2 separate regions of the Homo sapiens genome follow, and region 2 is linked to region 1. Evidence: chromatin contacts called from ENCODE Hi-C data. All regions are on one chromosome and are shown on one strand. The core of a region is the stretch at or near the end of the contact, and the rest is flanking DNA. Distances in the headings are between cores, read along the strand shown. Region 1 holds the start of HIF1A (hypoxia inducible factor 1 subunit alpha). Region 2 holds the start of HSPA2-AS1 (HSPA2 and ZBTB1 antisense RNA 1).

Evidence for each region. A loop is a pair of places that touch in the nucleus more often than their neighbours do. Pooled maps may share reads with other maps.
Region 2: a pooled map shows a loop between it and region 1 (5-fold over the local background). The contact joins the promoter of HSPA2-AS1 here to the promoter of HIF1A in region 1. A Hi-C loop is called at or near these places in 4 of 50 pooled maps.

The regions. Positions count from the first base shown.
Region 1 is chr14:61,693,199-61,700,213 of GRCh38, forward strand. HIF1A (hypoxia inducible factor 1 subunit alpha) reads left to right here and starts at 2,315. Exons shown (of 15, transcript NM_001530.4): 1 at 2,315-2,641. The coding sequence starts at 2,607. It overlaps HIF1A-AS1 (HIF1A antisense RNA 1), which reads right to left and starts at 2,625. Exons shown (of 2, transcript NR_047116.1): 1 at 2,509-2,625. RefSeq lists an enhancer at 1,634-2,003 and silencers at 2,074-2,373, 2,674-2,773.
Region 2 is chr14:64,534,656-64,542,318 of GRCh38, forward strand. HSPA2-AS1 (HSPA2 and ZBTB1 antisense RNA 1) reads right to left here and starts at 5,713. Exons shown (of 4, transcript NR_110550.1): 1 at 5,662-5,713. HSPA2 (heat shock protein family A (Hsp70) member 2) reads left to right here and starts at 6,086. Exons shown (of 1, transcript NM_021979.4): 1 at 6,086-7,663. The coding sequence starts at 6,195. RefSeq lists a silencer at 5,861-5,950 and an enhancer at 6,121-6,230.

The sequences.
Region 1 (7,015 bases), core at 1,065-3,564:
GCTATAAGTATAATGAAAAGGGAAATGATGGAAGATCTCTGCAGCTATCCTCATAAATGAGGGTGGGAACACGATGGGCAGTTCCAAAGTTGAAAATAGAGAATATATGTGGATTTATATTAACATAATTGGTATTCTTGGATAGTTAAAAATGGCTAAACTGTAGGAGAAGCCCGAGTAATTACTGTTAACAGAGGAATAAATTTGAGGGCAATAATAATGATGATAGGCCAGGCACTGTGGCTCATGCCTGTAATCCCAGCACTTTGGGAACCCGAGGCGAGCGGACCACCTGAGGTCAGGAGTTCGAGAGCAGCCTGGCCAACATGGTGAAACCTCGTCTCTACTAAAAATAGAAAAATTATCCGAGTGTGGTGGTGCGTGCCTGTAATCCCAGCTACTTGGGAGGCTGAGGCAGGAGAATCACTTGTACCTGGGAGGCGGAGTTGCAGTGAGCCGAAATCGCGCCACTGCGCTCCAGCCTGTGGGCCAGAGCGAGACTCCGCCTCAGAATAATAATAATGATAATAATAATAACGCCACCAACAATACTAAGAGCTAACATTTACTGAGTGCTTACTATGCACCAGATATTGTTCTAAGTATACATTTATTATCTCATTTAACCATCCATAATACTGTGGTATAGACACTTTTATATCCATTTTATAAATAAGTAAACTGAGTTATGGAGAGATTAAACGACTTGCCAGTAAGATTCAAAGCCTGTGTACAAGCTCACGCTTGATTCTGGAGCCAGTGTTCTTAACACAGTATCTTGAGAATGTTAAACTAAAAAGTTTTTAATTTACAGTATTCTTTCCACAATTAAAAAAGAAATTATGAGTAATTATTTTTAGTTCTTTCTTCTCTTCAGGCATTTCCCATGGTTCTTTTCAAGACATAATACATATCATTTAGTGTTGTAGATCTGAAAAAACAAAAGTAGCGTGAAGATCAAAAATTTTCTAAAGAGACGGAGTCTCGCTACGTTCCCTAGGCTGGAACACCCAGGCTTCTCCAGCCTCACACCTCTGAGTAGCTGGAACCACCCTGTCCGCTAAGGTCAATGTTTAATCGTATCTTTGTAGGTCTACTGACCAGTTAAAAAGAGGTGCTGTATACATTGGTTGTTGTCTTGTCAGAGTTTGATGCTTCTATATAGACCATTGTTTTTACATGCTAATACAATTGAAAGCCACTACAGATATTTATATTTACAACCCAAAGCTAGGTTTTAACAAGAAACTCATAAGGCAAAGGTGAGAAGTAAAATAATTTAGCGCCAAGTGGAGATATATGTGCAATGCTACTTTGTTGGGCTCAAAACATATTTTTCTTTTAGAAGACTGACAGGCTTGAAGTTTATGCCTCCAAAGACAAAAGTGATTATGTTTTGTTTAGTAGCTTGCAAAGTTGCCAAAGGCCATTTTTTCTACTCTTTCCCTGAAATTGGTTTATATGCTTATTAAAGTCATTTATACCTATTTGCAAATGCTTAACATAGTTTCAGATTTTAAGATTTCCCTGCAACTTTATTTCCCTTGAAGTTTACAGCAACAGGAGTTCATTTTTATTTTTAATTGCATTTATTCAGTAAGTAAACTCCGCCACAGAAAAACTTAGTAGACAAGGTGAGTTCCCCTGTGCTCCGTGGCAAAGAGTGCGGTGGGTGACATTGACCCATGGTTAGGTAATCTGGTAAGGAAAGACCCCGTTGTAACACATCTGAGCAACGAGACCAAAGGAAGGGCTTGCTGCCACGAGGCGAAGTCTGCTTTTTTGAACAGAGAGCCCAGCAGAGTTGGGCGGCAATCGTGCCCAGCACTGAGGCCGAGGAGAAAGAGAGCAGGAGCATTACATTACTGCACCAAGAGTAGGAAAATATGATGCATGTTTGGGACCAGGCAACCGAAATCCCTTCTCAGCAGCGCCTCCCAAAGCCGGGCACCGCCTTCCTTCGGAGAAGGCGCAGAGTCCCCAGACTCGGGCTGAGCCGCACCCCCATCTCCTTTCTCTTTCCTCCGCCGCTAAACACAGACGAGCACGTGAGCGTCGCAGCCCGTCCCAGCTGTGCCTCAGCTGACCGCCTCCTGATTGGCTGAGAGCGGCGTGGGCTGGGGTGGGGACTTGCCGCCTGCGTCGCTCGCCATTGGATCTCGAGGAACCCGCCTCCACCTCAGGTGAGGCGGGCTTGCGGGAGCGCGCGCCGGCCTGGGCAGGCGAGCGGGCGCGCTCCCGCCCCCTCTCCCCTCCCCGCGCGCCCGAGCGCGCCTCCGCCCTTGCCCGCCCCCTGACGCTGCCTCAGCTCCTCAGTGCACAGTGCTGCCTCGTCTGAGGGGACAGGAGGATCACCCTCTTCGTCGCTTCGGCCAGTGTGTCGGGCTGGGCCCTGACAAGCCACCTGAGGAGAGGCTCGGAGCCGGGCCCGGACCCCGGCGATTGCCGCCCGCTTCTCTCTAGTCTCACGAGGGGTTTCCCGCCTCGCACCCCCACCTCTGGACTTGCCTTTCCTTCTCTTCTCCGCGTGTGGAGGGAGCCAGCGCTTAGGCCGGAGCGAGCCTGGGGGCCGCCCGCCGTGAAGACATCGCGGGGACCGATTCACCATGGAGGGCGCCGGCGGCGCGAACGACAAGAAAAAGTAAGCCCATTCCCTCGGCCCGCCGCCTTCTCCCCCGGCGACCCCGCCCGCCTGCCCGCCCTGGGCTCCTGGGCCGGCCTCGGCGTTAATGGGATTGGGGGGGGCAGCCTTTTTGTTTCTGCTGCTGCTCCCCTCCCCTCTCTTCCCCCAACCTCGCCGGCCGGGCTCCCCCGCTGTCCACGTCGCCATCTTGTCGTGGGGGGTGGGAGACGCCTCGAAAGTGCTTTCAGGGGCCGGGGTCTGAGCCCTGCTTGCCCTCCCCGCCGGCCGTGGGGGCCTCGCGCCGCCCACCTACCCGCCTCAAAAACCCAGCCTGCTCTGTGGCCCCATCCGGAGGGGACTTTACCCAGCCTGAAAACCCCGGGAAGAGAAATGAGCTGCAGCTCGGTAGCCGCGGTTTGCACCCGGAGCTTCCGCTCCTTCCCGCCCCCATCCTCTCCAGTTCCATTGAAAACTCGGCCCTGGGGCGGACCCTGCACGCTGGTCCTGGCTTTCCAGTGGACTTGGGGCCTTGAGTTCCCGACTGAGGGACTCGCGTGGTCGGATGCGATCTTGTCCTGTAGTTGTCCAGCCGTCGCGGGTGTCTTTGCCTTTGTGCATTAGGGATTTGCCGCGATGGCCTTAAGATGCGAACTTTTTAGTTTGCACGTGCAGGTTTTGTTTCGTTTTAATCGCCTTGAAAAACTTGCCTAGACTGAGAGTCAGAGTAATGGGAATTTAGGGAAATGGCAACATTTTAAAGAGAACTTCAGAATTGGATACTTGAGTTCATATCACCTGTCACGAGAACGCAGATATTATAAATGAATATATGCCTCATTCATTCTTCAAATAATGAAAATGTAGGGGCTGGTTAAATTTAGGCAGTTTTAATGATACTGAAAAAAGTATATGATGAGTGAATGAAATGCGGCACTAAAATGTTGCAAAAATTTTCGAACTCTGTCTCATTTTCCTGAAATTGAAGTATATTAAAGGAAAACCGTCAACATATATCTAAAGTAAGTAATCACTCGGTTAGAACTTAATGCAAGTTTTATAAATCACCTTGAAGTTTGAGTCTAAGGGGTACATTAGAGATTAAGAATTGTGAGTTGGACCAGTGGTGTTAAGAGCGGACTCCCCCATCCCCCAACACACACACAATTTTGCCCACTTTGGCATTTTAACTTTTAAGGAAATCACTTAAGGAATTGAAGATTTAGAGTAAGAGTTTTGGTTAGTAGACTGGCTTTGCTGTTAAATCCTTCCACTCTTCTGGCAGAGAGATTAATTTCCCTAATCAGTATCAGCAGAAGATAAACTTGTTTATATTCCTGCTGTTTTGTAGATCCCTTCTCCTGGTCCTTCTTCAATAGAATATTAAATTCTTAGTTTGTATACAGCAGAGAAGGTCACTTATAAAATTCAAAAAGTGAGCAAACAGGTCTAGATTAATTCCAAGAGTTACCAGGAATTAATTGCAGTTTATTTTGCGGAGGTGATTACAGTGCTTTTGATGAAATGATAAAGCTGCTATATTGTAAACCTAAGGCAGATTACCTCTGTGTAGTGCCAGTTTTCTATCCTTATTATATATTGAATCATACTTAATACAATGCATTAAATTATGTACCACTTTTTTTATATACAGTATCGAACTCATTGTTTTGCCATTCATCCGTTCAGAATATCAGAAGCAGTTTTGAAACGAATTAATAAATTAGCTACTGTTCATCAGCCCCAATTCTAAATAAGCTCTTAGATTTTCCTCAGCCCATCTGTTACTTTCAAAATTTTCTCATTTGAAAACTTGGCAACCTTGGATTGGATGGATTCATATTTCTTAGTATAGAAGTTCTTGATATAACTGAAAAATTAAGTTAAACACTTAATAAGTGGTGGTTACTCAGCACTTTTAGATGCTGTTTATAATAGATGACCTTTTCTAACTAATTTACAGTTTTTTGAAAGATAACTGAGAGGTTGAGGGACGGAGATTTTCTTCAAGCAATTTTTTTTTTCATTTTAAATGAGCTCCCAATGTCGGAGTTTGGAAAACAAATTTGTCTTTTTAAAAGAAGGTCTAGGAAACTCAAAACCTGAAGAATTGGAAGAAATCAGAATAGAAAATGGGTATGGTTATGATACTGTAGATTTAACGCAGGACATTTCATGTTGTTCCTAGTTATAGGGGCTGAACTTATTTAATAGCACGTGCATTTTGATTTTTAGATTTTTAAGGGAATGTCAAGAGAGTAATGATTCTGTTTCAGGCTTCAGGCCAGACTCCTTCAGAGTTTTCCAAAACAAATAATTACTGAATCATTAAAGTAAAATTTCTGAGAATAGATATTCCTTAATTTCCTTCATTAACTTTGGCCATTAAAAGTCAAGAAGCTCTCTCATTTATTAGCAAACTTTTCTCCTTATGATTCTATTTTGATTGTCCTTTTGTTTGAGGAAGCAGCATATGGTGGTTAAGAGCATAGGATCTAGAGGCAGATACCTCTGAGTTAAGGGTCCCAGCCCTTCACTTGTGAGCTTGAGCAAGTTACTGAATGCCTCTGAGCCTCTTTCCTCCTTTTGAAATGATGATAAGAATAGCAGCCATCTGAGCAGTTATTGTAAAGGTTAAATGAGATAATGCTTGTGAAGCACTTAGCCCATTGCAGGAGTCTTGATGACACTGTGTACTTGAAAATAGATGTTACCTGTTAAAATTCTTGTTTAAACTTCCACAACTCTTAAAACTCTTTTTTGCTAGTCCTTCCAGCTGTTTCCTTTAGTTTCTTTTCTGTGTCTTCATGCATCTTTTCTATCTCCTGAAAGTGAAAAGACTAACATTGGATCCAGAGCTTGAAAAGCGTTTTTTTCCTGTTACAATGGGCAAAAGAGTACATCCTTGGGTTATATTGGCACCTAGTATCAGTTATTTTTCTTGAGCATCTGATCTGCTCTCTACTCTAGTGGAGGCCTCCTGCTTCACAATTGCTCACCCCTGTGTTTTCTCCCCAAATAGAATACTGAGTTTACTCTGGACTCTAGAGTCAAACATACACAGTATTCTAGTCTTACTGTTCATTTAAGCAAGATATGTGCAAGACACTGCATTCTTAGTACTGGCAGTAAGTTAAAACATTTTTCGTCTTGATGCCAAAGTTTAGACAATTTTATAAAAATTAACCTTTGTAAAAGATAATGAGTTGATAAAATATTCTCAGTAAAGCAGCTACGTGGTAGAAAAACTGTCCTTTGCTTATGAGTTTCTCCAGAGTTAAGACCATTGGGTTCCATCTGAAGGCAAGACTTCAAGCTTGTCTTACTGGTCTGTTTTGTGGCTCAATTTGTATGAAGTCTATGCACTCTTCCACACGTGTGTATTTACTGAACTATCGAGTTATTTTAGACTGAGAAAGTATTGGAGTTCATTCCTACGGTCCACTGCAGAGCACCTTGTGCAGTTTGGAGAATGTCAACTTTTCTACCTGTTAACTTCCATTGTCTTTACTTTTAACGCCATTGTCTGTGACTCTAATGGTGTCACGGCTCAGGGTTTAGATTTTGTGGTTACATTCTATTCTTGTATGTCAAGAGTGGTGTATAGAAAGCTGAGGGGGATTATTTAGTCTCTTGACTGATTTTTTTTTTTTTTCTGAAGAACTCAGTTTATTATGTTTGGTGGTGAAATAAAAATTGATGTGCATGGATGTTAAAGATTTGGGTTAAATTGTGTGTTCATAGATGCCTTCTCTTAGTATATAATTTTTTAAATTTAGATACTTAAAATACTGTATCCCTTTATCTAAGATTAACATAAGTCTGTTTCTTAACCAGGATAAAAAAATCTAAATTTAAATGTGATGTTGGATGAGTTTCCAATCAAGAAATTGATTTTTTAAACTTTGTGACTAGTTATCCAGTGGGTGGATTTTACCCAGTGTGTGTATGTGTTTTCTGCTTAACTCTGGAAGGTTAGAAAGAGAATTTGAAACTAAGACAAGCCAAGCTTCTTGTTGCTCAGTATTTTTGGTAAAAATATGGTCAGATTGTTTAAATTAACTATAGGCTTTGGAATTTTAAAAATAATTATATCTCTTGGTCTCTTGACACATCAAGAATTAACTGTTTTGTATATGCGTTGAGTATTAATGTTCATGTTTTCTGCAGTAGAAATTTATAAACCCTTATTTATTTGCCAGACATGATCCCTTTAGAGAAATCTAGTATCTAAAACCTGAATTTTTAAAACAAAATTTAAAATTTTTGTTTCATAAAAACAAAAATGTGATTACCTCATGGCTTTTTTCTTATAGCTTTTGATTGTTTTTTAAAATCGTAGTTCAAAAACATTAACCTAAAATTTACCATCTTAACCATTTCTAAGTACTGTTC
Region 2 (7,663 bases), core at 4,463-6,962, 2.8 Mb after region 1:
TTTTTCCTGTAGTGATAGGTGAAGAAATATTTTAGGACACAGCACTTTGTAAGAATTATAAAATGGCAGTATTTATAGAGATCTTAAAGATAATCATTAGTTGAATTTCAGTTTGCTCAAGGGCCCTCAAATTAGAGGCTGTTATTCCATCTTTTCTTCAGGCCAACATTATCTCCTTAAGATAATCTACAACCCTTGTGAAGGTTGTTCCTGGGTAGAGACTGAGAGGATTTTAGGAAAATTCACGAGTTGGGGTTTTTTTCCCTAGTAATTCTGCAAAAATGTATTATTGCTCAGTCTCCTTAGGGCAGGTCTAACACCCAGGCACATAGTTTTAGGCCGTATCTTATTCACCTTTGTATCTCTAGTACAAATATTTTCAGATATGAATTTGTTTCAACTTTTGGTCTCTGCAGTGTCATTTAGTACAGAAATATAAGAGGTAGGCAGTGTATCTTCCTACTATAAAGAAAAAAACTAAATTTTTTTTTTGTTAAATAATGTGTCTCAGGTCACTTTTAATAAATACTAAGCTAGTGATTTACTACTGCTTTCCAGGCACTCTTCTGGGTGCTAGGAATTAATTACAGAGGATTTGACATATGTTAAAGCTCTTGTTTTTTCCACCATTTAATCTGTGGAGCCTTAGTCTTTGGATTTTAAAAATACTTTGAAACACCCTAGTATTTATAATCTGCCAAAGAGAGAGTTCACTTGTTGAAAATCAGCAATAATTTCTATGTAAGACTAATAGACTTTGTTTCAACTGTTGATATGGTTTGGCTGTGTCCCCACCCAAATCTCACCTTGAATTGTAGCTCCCATAATTCCCATGTGTTGTGGTGAAAGATAATTGAATCATGGGGGCGGTTTCTCCCATACTATTCTCGTGGTAGTAAGAGCTGATGGTTTTATAAGGGGAAACCCCTTTTGCTTGGTTCTCATTCTCTCTTGCCTGCTGCCATGTAACTGGTGGTAGTGAGTAAGATCTGATTTTTTTTTCAGCATCCAAAATCTTTTTATTAAGAGGGTAGGATCCAAGGTTAGTTTTTGTAGCCTCGGCTGGCCTGTCGGCCTCTGATGCACTCGAACTTCCAGCCCTTGGAGCAGACATAGGGTTTGGTGTGGCTGTGCGGGGTTCCCGGGCCTTGCTGAAATGCTGGTACACCTTTCGGCCCTTGCAAATACTGGAGAGCAGGACAGTACCGCAGCCCTCGGGGGAGTCCACCCCTTTTGCTTGGTTCTCATTCTCTCTTGCCTGCCGCCATGTGCCTTTCGCCTTCTGCCGTGATTGTGAGGCCTCCCCAGCCATATGGAAGTGTGAGTCCACTAAACCTTTTTTTCCCTTATAGATTACCCAGTCTCGGGTGTCTTTATCAGCGGCGTGAAAATGGACTAATGTAGCTGTTAATAGTCAAGTTCTCAAAATCAATTGTAAAAGCACAGTAAGGAAACTTAGAAAAATTACTGATAATTCTACCTTCTAGATAACCAATTTTGATGCATTTTAAATCTATATTAGATTATCCTACATATAAGAAGATACAAGTTTCATATATTTTATTCACTTAATTATACCAAGAACATTTTTCCGTGTCATTAAAAATCTTGTAAACCATTTTTACGGCTGCGTAAGAATTCATCATATGCATGTACTATAATTTAGGTAATCTCTTATTTTTGGATATTTAAACCATTTCCTTTCTATTATCATTAACATAAATAATACTACCTGCATTTTCTATTATTTCCTTAGAATAAATCCCACAATGAGTAATGCTAAATAAAAGGCATGATCATATTTAATGTAAAGAAAAAATATTGGCCAGGTGTGGTGGCTCACTACTGTAATCCCAGCACTTTGGGAGGCTGAGACTGGTGGAGAGCTTGAGCTAAGGAGTTCGAGACCAGACTGACCAACATGGCAAAACTCCATCTCTACAAAAATACAAAAATTAGCCGGGCTTGGTGGTGCATGCCTGTAGTCCTAACTACTCCGGAGGCTGAAGTGGGAGGATCGCTTGTGCAAGCTGTGAGCCTGCCACTGCATTCCAGCCTGGGTGACACAGCAAGTCCCTGTCTCTTAAAACAAACAAACAAATTTTTAAAAACCCAAAATACAAATACAGTGTCTTTTTTGGGAAAAGCTTAGGATGCCTCTTAAACTATGGAACATACAAAACACAAGTTAGGGCAGAAAAAAATATACATGGCTAATGAAAATGTGGGTATAATTGCTACTGTGGTTTCAGAAACCTGTGTTAAAGATGAATGTGGTGGTCAGATTGCAAGATGTGTTTGTAATATCTGGGCACAGAGGTAGCACAGTTATTGTGCAAAAGAAACTATTCCTCTGAAGCTCTAATTTTAGTGATTCTATGTGAGAACTCTGGCCTGCTTGCTCTTTTGCAATCTTGGTTTGCTTGAGGTGTGTTGAGGGCTGACTGAATGCAAGAGATTTAAAGAATTTGTGTTTCTCACATTCTTTGTTTCAGTTGTAGCTGAGACTGTATCTCTAAGTCATATATCATCAGTTCTACAAAGAATATGCATTGCTTCCAGCCCACTAATTCCCTTTTCTAAAAAAACAAAGAAAAGAAAAGAAAGAAAGAAAGAAAAAGAAGGAAAGAAAGAAAGAAAGAGAAAGAAAAGAAAAGAGAGAAGAAAAACTCAGGCCTGTAATCCCAGCACGTTGGGAGGCCAAGATGGGCAGACAATTTGAAGTCAGGGGTTCGAGAACAGCCTGGCAAACATGGTGAAACCCTGTCTCTACCAAAAATATAAAAATTAGATGGACGTGCTGGTGCACATAAGTAACCCAGCTATCTGGAAGGCTGAGGCACGACAATCTCTTGGACCAAGGAGGCAGAGGTTGCAGTGAGCCACTGCACTCCAGCCTGGCGACAGAACAAGACTCTGTCTCAAAAAAAACCAAACAAATACCCCCCACCCCCAAACTACACAAAAGACAAGAATTTCCAAGAATAAAATCAAGAGATCTGTACTCACAATTTATGACAGTTTCAATTAGAAAAGTCTGGGTTTTATCCTTGTTTTCCTAATATTTTCTTTTCTTTTTCTTTTTTTTTTTAGACAGAGTCTTGCTCTGTCGCCCAGGCTGGAGTGCAGTGGCGTGATCTCAGCTCACTGCAACCTCTGCCTCCCGGATTCAAGCAATCCTCTGCCTCAGCCTCCCAAGTAGCTGGGATTACAGGCGCCCACCACCAGGCCCGGCTAATTTTTGTATTTTTAGTAGAGACAGGGTTTCACCATCTTGGCCAGGCTGGTCTTGAACTTCTGACCTCGTGATCCACGCGCCTCGGCCTCCCAAAGTGCTGGGATTACAGGCATGAGCCACCGCGTCCAGCCTTTCTAATATTTTCTTTAAAACGTCCCCTTTTTCAAAATTTTTTCAAATTCATGGAAAAGAGGATAGGAATTATGGTTAAAATTAGTACTAACTGATGACATTAACCGATTAATAACCAATTATGTTCTTAAAAACTGGAAATGATATACACCACTAGATAAAATAATCTTAAATGTTCATTGACTTTATAGAATTCTCTCAACATTACTTTTTGGTCACAGATAACTTCTGGGTTGACAAAAGCTTTTCTCCAGCGCCATTTCATACAGCTTTTACATGGCTGCACATCACTAGCCTGCTTTAAAGGACGGTGCTCCCAGCCCAAAGCCTCAGGAAAAAGACCATGGCTCAAAAAGCTCTGAGATGTATCCTATCCACCTGAAGAGCCTATTGCTTGCCTGTATCCCTCCCTTCTAGTGACACTAATCTTCTGTACAGAAATCCTAGTCCAGCAAACATTGCTCTCATCTTCGCCCATACACAACCTATGTAAAGAATGGCTTTCCTACTCTTTGCTGGCGAACTTCAGCTCCCGGATTAGGCATGCCACCTCTTCCAGGTAGCTCTCAGCAACGCACTTTTCCATCAGCCTGGGTGTGCCCCTCTGTGTTCCCATGGCGCTTTGCTTTCAGCGCTTCTCCCAAATTATGTTTACCTGTTTATTAGACTCTCCACCTCTGAAGACCAGGCCATTTCATTTGGCTTTTTACTGCCACGTAGTAGGTACCTGTTCAAGCTTGATGGAAGGACTTCCCCAGCCTCCCCACACATATTATGTAAAGTGATCGCTGTCTTTGCTTCCTCCTGGAGACCATTTATTTTATTTTTTTGAGACGGAGTCTCGTTCTGTCGCCCAGGCTGGAGTGCAGTGTCGCAATCTCGACTGACTGCAACCTCTGCCTCTCGAGTAGCTGGGACTACAGGCGCGCGCCACCACGCCCGGCTAATTTTTGTATTTTTAGTAGAGACGGGGTTTCACCATGTTGGCCAGGCTGGCCTCGAACTTCTGACAGCAAGTGATCCACCTACCGCGGCCTTTCAAAGTGCTGAAACTACAGGCATGAGCCTCCACACCCGTCCAGGAGCCCATTTATATGGGAGCCTGCTTCTAAAGATTATTACCTGGTGCCAGGGTATTTTCCAGACCTGTCCTCACATTCCTGTTAAACAGGAGGAAGTGAATCGCGCTCCTTTTCATCTACCTTCTCGGAGGGTTTATGCCTCCAATATTAACCTCAGCACAGCCAAAGAAAATCATTCCATTCCATTGAGCGGAGTCAGAAACATGACTAGGTCACGATCACAACCCCGTGTGTGCCAGGGTGACCGAGACTGGGTGACTTTATGGTGTTTCAACGTGTGGGTTTTGACTGATTATATTATGGGTTTTCCAGTCAAAAACTCAAAGCAGTGGATAAAGCACTTGCGACCTAAAATAAGCAATGGAATGAACAGGAAGGCGAAACCAGAGTTTAAAGCGGCAGGACAAACAGGAAAAAGGAAGAGTGAGGCAGGAAGGGTTTAAATGCAGGCTCCTCGGAGGACAAGTCGCCGCCACACCCCTGTCTGCCGTCCCGCCAGCCGCCCTCACGCGGCGCGGGAAAACGGTCGGCCTCGCCCTGGGCTCAGGTTCTCTCCGCCCGCCAGGCAGTGGGGTTTTTTTTTGTTTTTTTTGAGACGGAGTCTCGCTCAGTCGCCCAGGCTGGAGTGTAGTGGCGTGATCTCGGCTCACTGCAACCTCCACCTCCCGGGTTCAAGCGATTCTCCTGCCTCAGCCTCCCGAGTAGCTGAGACTACAGGCACGCGCCACCACGCCCAGCTAATTTTTGTATCTTTAGTAGAGACGGGCTTTCACCATGTTGGCCAGGATGGTCTCGATGTCTTAACGTCGTGATCCGGCCGCCTCGGCCTCCCAAGTGCTGGGATTACAGGCGTTAGCCACTGCGCCCGGCCCCAGCCAGGCAGTTTTAATCGAGCGCTCACAACCACTGAGACGCAGTGAAGCACCCACCATAAAATCCCAGGAGGCCGACCGCCGGTTCAGACTTTTTCTTTTCTTTAATCCCCGTCCAAGGGATCCGCCCTCACCCCCCACCCCAGCCACCCCAATTCCCTATTCCCTCCCCTTGGACGGCGCCGGGGAAAACAAGCTGCTCGAGCTTTATTTCTTCGGTGCAACCAACTCAGAATGAATTCCTCCGCCCCTGCGTGCTCAGTGAGTCGGCACCCTAGCAGTGAACTGCATTTAAAACCTCAGGAATTGAGCGAACTCTCCCAGTGGCTCTCCTCACCGGGATCCCCTTCCACGCCTCCTCCCCGTGCCGCGCCTCAGTCCGCACTGCTCATTGGCCGCGTGCCCTGCCAATCCGATGCACGTCGGCTAGGGCAAAGACCGCGAAAAAGCGCGTACACCTGGCTCTGGGAGCGCGCGCCTAACGCCAGCCAGCAGCAGGAGGCGCGCGAGGCACCACGGCCTGGCGGCCGAGAGTCAGGGAGGAACCTCATTTACATAACGGCCGCCCCTCTGTCTCCTGGCGGGGGCCGGAGTCCCGCCCCTCGTCCAACTTGAAATCTGTTGGGTCACGGGCCAGTCACTCCGACCTAGGCAAGCCTGTGGTGGAGCTGGAAGAGTTTGTGAGGGCGGTCCCGGGAGCGGATTGGGTCTGGGAGTTCCCAGAGGCGGCTATAAGAACCGGGAACTGGGCGCGGGGAGCTGAGTTGCTGGTAGTGCCCGTGGTGCTTGGTTCGAGGTGGCCGTTAGTTGACTCCGCGGAGTTCATCTCCCTGGTTTTCCCGTCCTAACGTCGCTCGCCTTTCAGTCAGGATGTCTGCCCGTGGCCCGGCTATCGGCATCGACCTGGGCACCACCTATTCGTGCGTCGGGGTCTTCCAACATGGCAAGGTGGAGATCATCGCCAACGACCAGGGCAATCGCACCACCCCCAGCTACGTGGCCTTCACGGACACCGAGCGCCTCATCGGCGACGCCGCCAAGAACCAGGTGGCCATGAACCCCACCAACACCATCTTCGACGCCAAGAGGCTGATTGGACGGAAATTCGAGGATGCCACAGTGCAGTCGGATATGAAACACTGGCCGTTCCGGGTGGTGAGCGAGGGAGGCAAGCCCAAAGTGCAAGTAGAGTACAAGGGGGAGACCAAGACCTTCTTCCCAGAGGAGATATCCTCCATGGTCCTCACGAAGATGAAGGAGATCGCGGAAGCCTACCTGGGGGGCAAGGTGCACAGCGCGGTCATAACGGTCCCGGCCTATTTCAACGACTCGCAGCGCCAGGCCACCAAGGACGCAGGCACCATCACGGGGCTCAATGTGCTGCGCATCATCAACGAGCCCACGGCGGCGGCCATCGCCTACGGCCTGGACAAGAAGGGCTGCGCGGGCGGCGAGAAGAACGTGCTCATCTTTGACCTGGGCGGTGGCACTTTCGACGTGTCCATCCTGACCATCGAGGATGGCATCTTCGAGGTGAAGTCCACGGCCGGCGACACCCACCTGGGCGGTGAGGACTTCGACAACCGCATGGTGAGCCACCTGGCGGAGGAGTTCAAGCGCAAGCACAAGAAGGACATTGGGCCCAACAAGCGCGCCGTGAGGCGGCTGCGCACCGCTTGCGAGCGCGCCAAGCGCACCCTGAGCTCGTCCACGCAGGCGAGCATCGAGATCGACTCGCTCTACGAGGGCGTGGACTTCTATACGTCCATCACGCGCGCCCGCTTCGAGGAGCTCAATGCCGACCTCTTTCGCGGGACCCTGGAGCCGGTGGAGAAGGCGCTGCGCGACGCCAAGCTGGACAAGGGCCAGATCCAGGAGATCGTGCTGGTGGGCGGCTCCACTCGTATCCCCAAGATCCAGAAGCTGCTGCAGGATTTCTTCAACGGCAAGGAGCTGAACAAGAGCATCAACCCCGACGAGGCGGTGGCCTATGGCGCCGCGGTGCAGGCGGCCATCCTCATCGGCGACAAATCAGAGAATGTGCAGGACCTGCTGCTACTCGACGTGACCCCGTTGTCGCTGGGCATCGAGACAGCTGGCGGTGTCATGACCCCACTCATCAAGAGGAACACCACGATCCCCACCAAGCAGACGCAGACCTTCACCACCTACTCGGACAACCAGAGCAGCGTACTGGTGCAGGTATACGAGGGCGAACGGGCCATGACCAAGGACAATAACCTGCTGGGCAAGTTCGACCTGACCGGGATTCCCCCTGCGCCTCGCGGGGTCCCCCAAATCGAGGTTACCTTCGACATTGACGCCAATGGCATCCTTAA